2 separate regions of the Homo sapiens genome follow, and region 2 is linked to region 1. A link is an interaction called in ENCODE POLR2A ChIA-PET data of the cell type or tissue named here. Cell type or tissue: CD4-positive, alpha-beta T cell. All regions are shown on one strand. Region 1 overlaps SH3TC1 (SH3 domain and tetratricopeptide repeats 1). Region 2 overlaps ABLIM2 (actin binding LIM protein family member 2).

What was found. Peaks named below come from ENCODE experiments on the same cell type or tissue, not always from the same donor. Only the 100,000 strongest peaks of a DNase experiment are listed, where the experiment ranks them.
Region 2: POLR2A ChIA-PET joins it to region 1 with 5 read pairs; 2 of 35 experiments call an interaction of 5 or more read pairs at or near these places.

What each region holds. Positions count from the first base shown.
Region 1 is chr4:8,216,537-8,221,536 of GRCh38, forward strand. SH3TC1 (SH3 domain and tetratricopeptide repeats 1) reads left to right here. Exons shown (of 18, transcript NM_018986.5): 7 at 421-631; 8 at 1,735-1,811; 9 at 2,799-2,994. Among named protein-coding and RNA genes, the nearest start is that of SH3TC1, 20 kb to the left of the region's middle. In CD4-positive, alpha-beta T cell, no CTCF peak of the experiment used is centred here; a DNase peak (open chromatin) is centred at 2,045; H3K27ac peaks cover 510 bases.
Region 2 is chr4:8,086,981-8,091,980 of GRCh38, forward strand. ABLIM2 (actin binding LIM protein family member 2) reads right to left here. Exons shown (of 21, transcript NM_001130083.2): 4 at 1,189-1,304. Among named protein-coding and RNA genes, the nearest start is that of ABLIM2, 69 kb to the right of the region's middle. In CD4-positive, alpha-beta T cell, no CTCF peak of the experiment used is centred here; no DNase peak of the experiment used is centred here.

The sequences.
Region 1 (5,000 bases):
GCTGCTGCCCTGGCCTTGTGGCTGGCCGCCGAGTCTGAGGAGGGGACATGAGGCTGTCTTTCCTACCCGACCACAGCAGGAGGGGGCCTGCCAGCAGTGGCTGGGGTCACTGGGGCAGTCCATGGAGAAGGGCCCTGGGGGTCCCACCTTTGGCTCCGCATCGCACAGTCAGGGAAACTGAGGCCCAGGGCGAGGGTCTGAGGCTGAGCCAGCCTCACACACCACATGGAGGCAGAGCTGGGACCTCGCCCTGGGCCCACCTCTCCTTCTGAGCCCCTTTGGGTCTCTGTGCCTGCAGACACTGGGGGGGCCGCTCCTGTGGGTGTTGCCTTCGTTGTCTGTCCGGCAGGGGTGTGGGGGGCAGGGCCACAGCTGCGCCCAGTCCGGCCACCCTCAGTGACCACCTCCATCCTTTTGAAGGGCCCTTCTTTGTCCTGTGTCCTGACCACCATGTGAGAGTGATGACGGGTCCCCGGGATGCAGGAAATGGCCCCCAGGCCCTCAGGCAGGCTTCGGGGGCACCCCAGGGAGAGGCGGCCCCGGAAACAGACTCTTCACCGCCGAGCCCCAGCGTGTCCTCCGAGGAGGTGGCAGTGGCGGCCGCCCCGGAGCCTTTGATTCCATTTCATCAGTAGGTACCGGCCTTTGCTGCTCTGAGAGCTGTTGGCCTCGCTGAGACTCCCAGGCCCGGGTCATCTGGAGGTCAAGGGGATGGACAGGGAATGGTGGGGGCCCCGGACAGACCTGGCCATGGCCTTGTTCTGCTGCTTCCCAGCTGTGTGGCCTCGGCAATTTGGCCCACCTCTCTGGGCCTCTGGCCTGCCAGCTGCATGATAGGCCAATGACATCCACTTGGCAGGGCTATCCTGGGGTTCGCTGGCACAGGAGATGTGGCATGAGCTCTCACCAGGCTCATCCGAAAAGCTTTTGAGGAAGCTACATAAAACATGCGTATCCAGAGTGAGAAGGCACACGGGACCCACAGATAGAGCCAGGGGATGTGAGGACAGGTGACATGCAAACTCCTGTTCACTTGCTGAAGCGGGGGGCATTAACTTGGGTTGGAGCTTCCTGGTAGCCAAAGCAAAGAGAGAACCTCAATCTCTTGATTTGCAGTGTCTCAAGTGACAGGCTGTGGCTTGGCTTCTCTCATTACTGAGACCCAAGAGGAGCTTCTCCTAAGAATCCTTCCTATGTGCTCTGGCCAGTGGTGTCCCAACAGGGGACACTGAGAGTGTTCTGCCATCTGGGAAAGAGGGATTGTCAGTCATCTAGTCCAGCTTCCTTTTTTTTCTGGCTGAAGGAACTGAGGCTGAGAGAGGAGTGATCTGTCCAGGTTATATGGCAAAGTCACAGTGGTACTAGGATTTGAATCCAGGCCTCCAGAGCCCCAGGCTGGGATCTCCCTCACCCCTCACTGTGTGGAGCTGGGGGAGGCAGGTGCTTTGGAGGTCTGCAGGGTTCCAGGCCCACAGGGGTGGCGGTGTTTCCAGGACACGGGCCCTAGGCTGAGGGGTGCGGGGCTCCCTGGGGGCAGTGCCACACGCACGGGGCCTGAAGGCCACACACCTGGGCAGGCATGTGTGTGTGTGTGTGTGTGCACGTGTGTGTGTTGGGGGAGGCGAGGGACCTGCTCAGGTTGCTGGGGGCTGCTGGCCTGTCCAGTCTCTGCACAGGATGTATCTGCCCCAAATCTGAAATCCCGCAGCAAAGACCTCCCTCTTCCGGCTCCAGGTGGGCTCTTAGGATCCCCCAGGACCCCATCGACGATGCCATGGGTGGCCCTGTGATGCCCGGCAACCCGCTGATGGGTAAGTGTTTCCATGGGCCTCTCTTTTTTGGGGAAATGTGTGTGCTAGGGAGCAGCACCAACATTTTGGAAGTTGCCCTACATCCTCCCTGAGCCAGAGAGATAGCTATCAGGTAGTGCAAGAGTAATTGTGGTTTTTGTTATTGCTTTCAATGGCAAAAACCGCAATTACTTTTGTACCAACCGAGTCTTCTCCAGCTTGTGAGGTCATAACTGACACTCAGGAAGCTCTGGGGGCTGGTGCAGCGTCATAGGATGCTCAGTGAAGCTGCACCAGGGCCCCCGGCCACTGTCTGCAAAGAGCTCCCAAACGCCACTTCTCAGACAGTGCAACCCAACAGTCTCAGAGTCTAGCCTTCTGTCACCATGGGAAACGCCTGGAAGGCCCTGGGCCGAGGTGGGCTGGCGCTGGCTGAATTTGCCACGTGCACTAACAGAGGACCGTGACCGCGTCCTCTTTATGAAAAGCTGGCACTGCCAGCAGCCCTTCTCCTTGGATGCCGGGTCCAGCGCTTTGTGCTCTGTGGCAAGCTGCCGGTGTCTGGATGGCCTGTGCACCTGTCAGAGCTGCCGGTGTCTGGGTGGCCTGTGCACCTGTCAGAGCTGCCGGTGTCTGGGTGGCCTGCGCACCTGTCAGGGGGACTAAAGCCCCATGCAGGAGCCGGGTGGGGAGTAGGTGGGGCCGGGGGTTGTGGCTGCAGAAGGAAAGGAGGAAAGAGCCTTGGCCTTGGAGGCTGATGGCCGAGGCTTATTTATCAACATCTCTGAGCCTCCATTTTTCTCATCTTCAACAGAGGGATAAAAACATCCCCTCTGAGGACCACGTAGACATTCCCTCCCTCATTGCGGAAACCAAGCTTTACTACGAACCTCCTAGTAACCAAAAGATGAATTCCCCATGGTTCAGGGTGGCTGGCATCGGCCCTGTCTGCCCGCTCTGGCCCCCATTTGGTCTCCCTGGCACTCACCATGTGGCTTTCTTCCGCAGCTGTGGGCCTGGCCTCGGCATTGGCAGACTTCCAGGGCTCGGGGCCCGAAGAGATGACCTTCCGAGGTGGCGACCTCATCGAGATCCTTGGGGCGCAGGTGCCCAGCCTGCCCTGGTGCGTGGGCCGACACGCAGCCTCGGGCCGGGTGGGGTTTGTGCGGAGCAGCCTCATCAGCATGCAGGGCCCCGTGTCCGAGTGAGTGGCTGGAGCCCCGCCCCTTTCCTGAACCCACCCCCATCTCACCTAAGGGGACGTTGCTGCGTCCACCTGGCTCCCCAGGTAACAAGCCTGAAAGTCACTGTGGACGATGCCTAGTCTCTTCCCTTGTCCTCAGGCTGCTGCCCCCTTGGCCCCAGTGCCTGACTCCAGGGTTCCCTGGCGTCCTTTCTCCGGGCTGCTGCAGGGAGAGCGTTCCCTCGAATGCACACCTGCCCATGTGCATCATCTTTCCGTGGCTACCGTGATAAGGCACTGCACGCCGGGGGCTTAAAGCAACAGAAATGTGCTTGTTCAGAGTTGTGGAGGCCAAAAGTCTAAAACCAAGGCCAGAAGGGCCACATTTTCTCTGGAGACTCTAGGGGAGGGTCCTTCTTGCCTCTTCCAGCTCCTGGTGGCCGTGGGCGTTCCTTGACCTGTGGCCACATCACTGCACTCTGCCGCCGTCTCCACGTGGCTGTCTTCCTCTGTGTGTCTTCCGTATTCTCTTCTTAAAAGGGTGCCCATCTCCTAGCACCCATCCAACTCCAATCTGACCTCATCTTAGCTGAACTAATTACATCTGCAAAGATCCTTTCTCCAAGAAAGCTTACCTTCTGAGGTTCCGGGAGACATGAATTGAGGGACACGATTTAATCCAGTACACACGTCGCTCTCCTCCGTTAAGCCCCAGGAAGCTTCTGGGCCCGACCTTGCAGGCCCCCATGGGCTGCACAGAGTACCTTGTGCCTTCCAAAACTGCTCTGGGTGACACGTGTGTCCTTCTGCCTGGGATGCCCCCTCTCCCTGAACCCCGTGTTCTCCTGGGGCCTTCCATCAGCCCCCGTGGCTCCTCTGGGGGGGGCACTCTTCTGGCCATACGCCTCTTCCTATGTGATTTACACGCCACCCATGACCTGCCTGCTCCCAGCCAGGGAACTCCAAGAGAAGAATTCCCTGGTCACTTCTGTGTTCTCACTGCCCAGTGCGAGCAGCAGCAGGGGGTCTTTGGAGAGGAGTCAGCTGTGCCCATCCTTTGATGGAATTCTGTTTCCCTGGCCTTGTCCTTGTTAAGACCTCAGTCAAGGAGCCCAGAGAATGTGGGTGCATGGAGAGGCCACCTTCTGGGTCATGTGATCCTGGTCCTGGCCCCACCAATGAGATGCTTGTCTTCAGTGGTCCTGTTCAATGTTTAGGGCTGCGACAGACCAACACCTCTCAGACCAGGTCTCAGAGGCCGTTTGTCACCATGCCTCATCAAGCCGTTCACTTGTTCCCCTCATGGAAAGGGTCCGTCTGCTCTGGTACCTCTGGCACCTGTGCATCAGAAGCAGCTGGAAGCTGGCCAGGCCATGCACTGATGGCAGGAGCTAGACCAGCAGTTCCCAAAGCATGTTCTCACACACTGCTCCATCATAGACTTCATCATGCCCTAAGGAGTGGGGAAAAGCTTTGTCCACATCCCTTGTGGGTGATCCCAGGGATTCCCAGCACAAACAAGGCATCTTTTTCCTGTTGAAATGCCTTTTCCACACTTACTTAACCTCCAGAATCCTCCACAACCCTGTTTGCTTTTGGCTGAGCTGGTGTTCCATGGGACACTCTTTGGGGATCCTTGGTCTAGCTGATCCCTACCATCTCCAAGGGAGACCACAAATTCTCAACAGGTCACTGGGGGCCGTGTGAAGTCAACATGTACTGAACTTACAAGGGGTCAGAGAAGAGCCAGGGAATGAGCTAGTTTGTTCCCTTCCTTTAACCCAGAAGGATGACGGGGCTGGGTGCCATTAGTCCTGTTCACAGCTGGAGAAATTCTGACTTCTCTCATTCACTCAACAAATGTTTGCTGAATATCTTTCCTATTCCAGACCCGGGGTTTTCATCTTTTATTTAGTGAACAACCTGGTAGCTCTTCTTTTTTTTTTTCTTTAACTTTATTTTTGACACAATTTCAGACTTAGAAGAAAGTTGCAAAAAGAGTATAACATTCCCACACGCCCTCACCC
Region 2 (5,000 bases), 130 kb before region 1:
GTCAAATTATAACCAGCTCCCAGGGCCAGTGCTGCACCTCGGGGAGGCTGGAAGTGGAATCGCCTCTGTAGAGACTCTCAACGCAGCAGACAAGGTGGGGGAGAAAGGAGGCATTTGACACAGGAGAGGAAATTAATTGCGGGCAAGATGTTGACCCCAGAAATCAGGAGAAACCCCTCCTCTGTCTGGGGACACCCCAGTGACCACGGTGCTCAGAGTGGGCTTCTGCACCAGGTGCCTGGCAGCGGCGGGGCCTGGTTTGCTGGGCTTCCCTCCCAGAGCCTGTGTGCCATCTCATGATCCGGCAGAGCCACCCCAGCTGGGAAAGGCCACCTGGCTGCCCACTCCTTGCTGATACTTGGCCCCACACCTGCAAACCCCTGACACTTCGGCTGGCATTTGTTTTTTTTCCACACTAACAACCTCCTGCTTCCTAATTCAGGAAGCATCTTGAGCCCCCACTGCATACACACCTGGCCTAACTCCTGGGAGGTGGAGCAGTGAACCCAAGGGCCCCTGACTGCGGGAGCCCGGAGCTCAGTGTTCCTCTACAGGTTCCCCCAAAGGGGTCCCGGGTGGCCTGGAATTAACAGAGGGGAGCTGAGGGGAGTGAATGCCAGAGGGAGAGGACCTGAAGGAGACCTGGAAGGCTTCCTGGAGGAGGTATGCTAGAGCTGGGCAAAAGCAGCAGTGGACATTAGATGGGAAAGCAGCAGTGGGCATTAGATGGGAAAGCAGCAGTGGACATTAGATGGGAAAGCAGCAGTGGGCATTAGATGGGAAAGCAGCAGTGGGCATTAGATGGGAAAGCAGGAGTGGCACATGGGGTGGAGGAAACAGCCAGTGCAAAGACTTGGCGGCACGAGAGCCCCAGAAACTTCCATCCCTGGCTGCCTCCTCACATTTATTCACAGCGTTCACTGCAGCTGCTGCTGCTCTGGGTCCCCGTTTCTCAGGCTCTGTCCCTGGGCACTGCAGAGACCAAGCCCCCAACTCAGCACCCCCCCCACAACCAGCAAGCCCCCACTTAGCATGCCCTATACTCAGCACCGCCCCCACTCAGCGCCCCCCAGCACCTCCCACTCAGTACGCCCCACTCAGCGCCCCCCAACTCAGCATACCCACCCATTTAGCACCCCCCACTCAGCATGCCCCCACTCAACATGCCCCCACTCAGCGCCCACTTACTTCGGAGGCCCTGGGACAGGTGCGCGCTGCTGCCCACCGATACGGGCAGGGAACACTTCTGGCACATGCATTCCTTCCCGTTGAAGGTCACTCGGTCCCCGGGGGGGAAGGGCAGCCTGAAACAAGAGAGCTCGTTACCAGCCAGGCCCACCTTCTGGCTCCTCTCTGGGGGAGCCCTGTCCCAGTGCAGGAGACCAGGGCCAATGTCTCCCCAGGATCTTGCAAAGGTACCACTCACAGGCTGAGGAAATGCAGGGCCTCTCCACCCAGGCACTGCTGCGTCCCCGCAATAGGACCTCAGGTAGTCATCGACACCTGAGCCTCAGTTTCCTCATCTGTACCAACAGGCAGAATCATAGCACCTAAGGTGGTGGTGAGGACCAGCTGAGGGCCAGCCCAGTGCTTGGCACATGGCAACATGCCAGGCTGCCTGGGCCACCGGCCCCTCCAGCCCACCCTGCCTTCCCAGTCACATGGGATGCTTTCTTCATATCAGCTCAGCAGCAAGGACAGCAGCTATGTACACTGGGCATCTCCTGTGTGCCCAGGGCCCACTACTGTGATAGGTGCCCTATAGGCATGCCTCATGAGTAACCCCACGCCATTCAACCTAGTTGGTATTTGCTTCATGTTTTCTCTATAGGTGAGAAACTGGAGTTCAGAGAGGATATGTAACTTTTCCAAGGACACATGGATACGAGTCAGAACCAGAATCAAACCAAGACCTGTCTGGCTTCAAAGTTCCACGATTTAACTACCTGGGCCTCTAAGAGGGCAGTGTCTATAAAAGCACACCTCGTAGACAGGAAGATGCTGGACAATCGGATCCTGTCTTTATTTAAAATTCTGCCATTTTGCTCTAAATGGATTTTTTGCATTTATTTCAATTTTTTAAAGTATCGCATTAAAATATCATTTACTTGACTACTGAGTTTTTTGGCACCACCTTAAAGTCCGCCTCCGCAGCAAGTGCCTGGAGTGAGGCCAGGTGAGGGACCGCAGAGAGCTGGCCCATCCTCCTGCAGTCCGGGGATGTCTTTGGAAACTGAGGGATGGCTCAAGTAGCTGCATCTAGCAAGCTAAGGCCAGGCCACCTGCAGACAGGGCCAGAAGCACAGCCTGAGAATGCTGCCATGTCTGCCCTCGACACCTGCTGCCATCAAGCTCCCAGCAGCCACCGGGCCACTTTCCTTCCCCATCTGAGCCTGGCCAGAGAACCAGGTGCTTTTCAGGCAGAAGCCCGTGGAAGTGTCAGACCACGGGTGCCCCTTAAATCCCCTGTGTGGCCAGGCGCAGTGGCTCACACTTGTAATCCCAGCACTTTGGGAGGCTGAGGTGGGAGGATCACTTGAGGTCAGGAGTTTGAGACCAGCCTGGCCAGTGTGGTGAAACCTGGTCTCTACTAAAAACACAAAAATTAGCCATGCATGGTGGTGTGCACTTGTAATCCCAGCTACTTGAGAGGGTGAGGCAGGACAATCGCTTGAACTGGGAGGTGGAGGTTGCAGTGAGCCGAGATTGCACCACTGCACTCCAGGCTGGGCCAAAGAGTGAGATTCATATCAAAAAAAAAAAAAAAAAAAAAAAGCCCCTGCTCAAACACCTTTGTTGGGTTCTGTCTGTCTTCTTCAGGGAGGAGACAATGCATTCATTGTTGAATGAATGAATGGGTGAATAAGTGAAGGACTGAAGCTCTCCTAGGGGGCCACGCTTGGTCTACTCTCTCCTGCCAAGTCCCTGCCTGGCCTCCCACCAGGGCCTGCCAGATGGAGCTCCCTGAAGCTGGAGACCACCGTGCCTTCCCCTGCTGAAGGCCTGCCAGAGCACCCACCTGTGGGGCTGGCATCCAGTACCCTCGGTCCATGCAGCAGGTGTGTTCCTGGGTTCCCACTGGGCCAGTACCTTCTGGGGATCCAGGACAAATACAGGCTGAGCTGAACCCAGGGCCCTCCCCTCCCATCCACTGCCCAGGAGCCTGCACGGCTCTCCCATGCCCGTGTTGCCACCGTGTCAATGCTATGGTCTGCTGCCACCTGGGTCTCCGTGTCTTGCACCCTCCCTGTCATGGGGGATCTTGAGACAGAGTGGGAGCCCCTCCCCATCCCTGGATGTGCTTGGAGCGAATCTCTGGCTGTTTAACCTGGAACAAGCTACTCAGCCTCTCTGAAACACTTCCCACCTATAAAGTAGGACTGAGAATGCCTGCATTCCAGGTTTGTATTCATACATTCATTCGCCCACAGGACATCCTGCCTAGGAAGCTCTGGCTTATTGCCTGGACCTGGGAGGGGCTGACTCAATGGCAGCTATGATTGTATTTCCTCAACTTTATTGAGGTACCTTGTGACAAATGTACACACCCATATAACTGCCACCACCACAGTCATGATATGGAACATTCTTTCCACTGCAAAAAGCCCCCTGTGGCTGTCTACAATCATGCTGCTCACGACCTCTGGCCCCAGGCACCGTGATCATCATTGTCACCATGGCCCCAGACACTGTGATTGTCACTGTCACCGTGCATTAGATTTGTCTTTTTTTTTATTTTTATTTTTTTGCGGGATCACAGAGCACATAGTCTTTGGTGTTTTGTCAGCCTCGCGTTTTTCAGGTCCACTCATGCTATTTGCCAATATCGATCCTTTGTTCCTTTGAGGACGGAGCAGTGTCCATCCCATGGATAAATCACAACAGCCATTCCATGCAACTGCTGGGGGCTTCTGGGCTGTTTCCAGTTTGGGACTGTTACAAATAAAGCTGTTAAGCACGGTTGCCAACCAGCCTCTCCGCGGACACAAGCTTTCCTTTTGGGTGAATACAGAAGATGGATTTTCTGATCATATGCTAAGTGTGTGTTTAACTTTATCAGAAACTGCCAAGCCGGTTTCCATGGCCGTTGTGCCATTCTGCATTCACAACGGCACTGGAGGGACACTCCTCTGGCTTCACATCCTCACCAGCACTTGCCATGGTCCATCTTTTCAGTTTTAGTCGTTCTCATGGAGGCGTAATGGCATTTCTTTGTAGTTTTCATTTGCATACCCCTGTGACTAATGATGGTAAACACTGTTTCATGTATGCTGTTGGTCATTTGTGTGTATATATATAATTATATATAATATTATATATTATATTATATATATATAATTATATATATATTATATATATAATATATATATAATTATATATATATTATATTACATATAATTATATTATATATAATTATATGTAATATATAATTATATATTATATATTATATATAATTAATTATGTATTATATATAATTATATAATTATATATAATATATAATATTTTATATTTTATATATTTTGTATAAAATATAAAATATATATTATATATAAAATTATATATAATATTTATAATTATATATATTATATATAATTTTATATAAAATTATATATATAATTATATATATTATGTATAATTTTATATAAAATTATATATATAATTTTATATATTATATAATTATATATTATATAAAATTATATATAATTATATATTATATAATATACATAATATAATTATATAATATATATTATATTAATATGTATTATATATTAATATTATATATTTATTATGCATTTATATATTAATAATTATAGAATTAATATATTATATATTATATAATATATTATATAAATAATATAATATATTATTTATACAATATATTATATATACAATATATATTATAATATATAACATAATATATATAATATATTGTTATAATATATAATGTATATTATAATATATAATACATATTATAATATAGAATACATATTTTTATATAT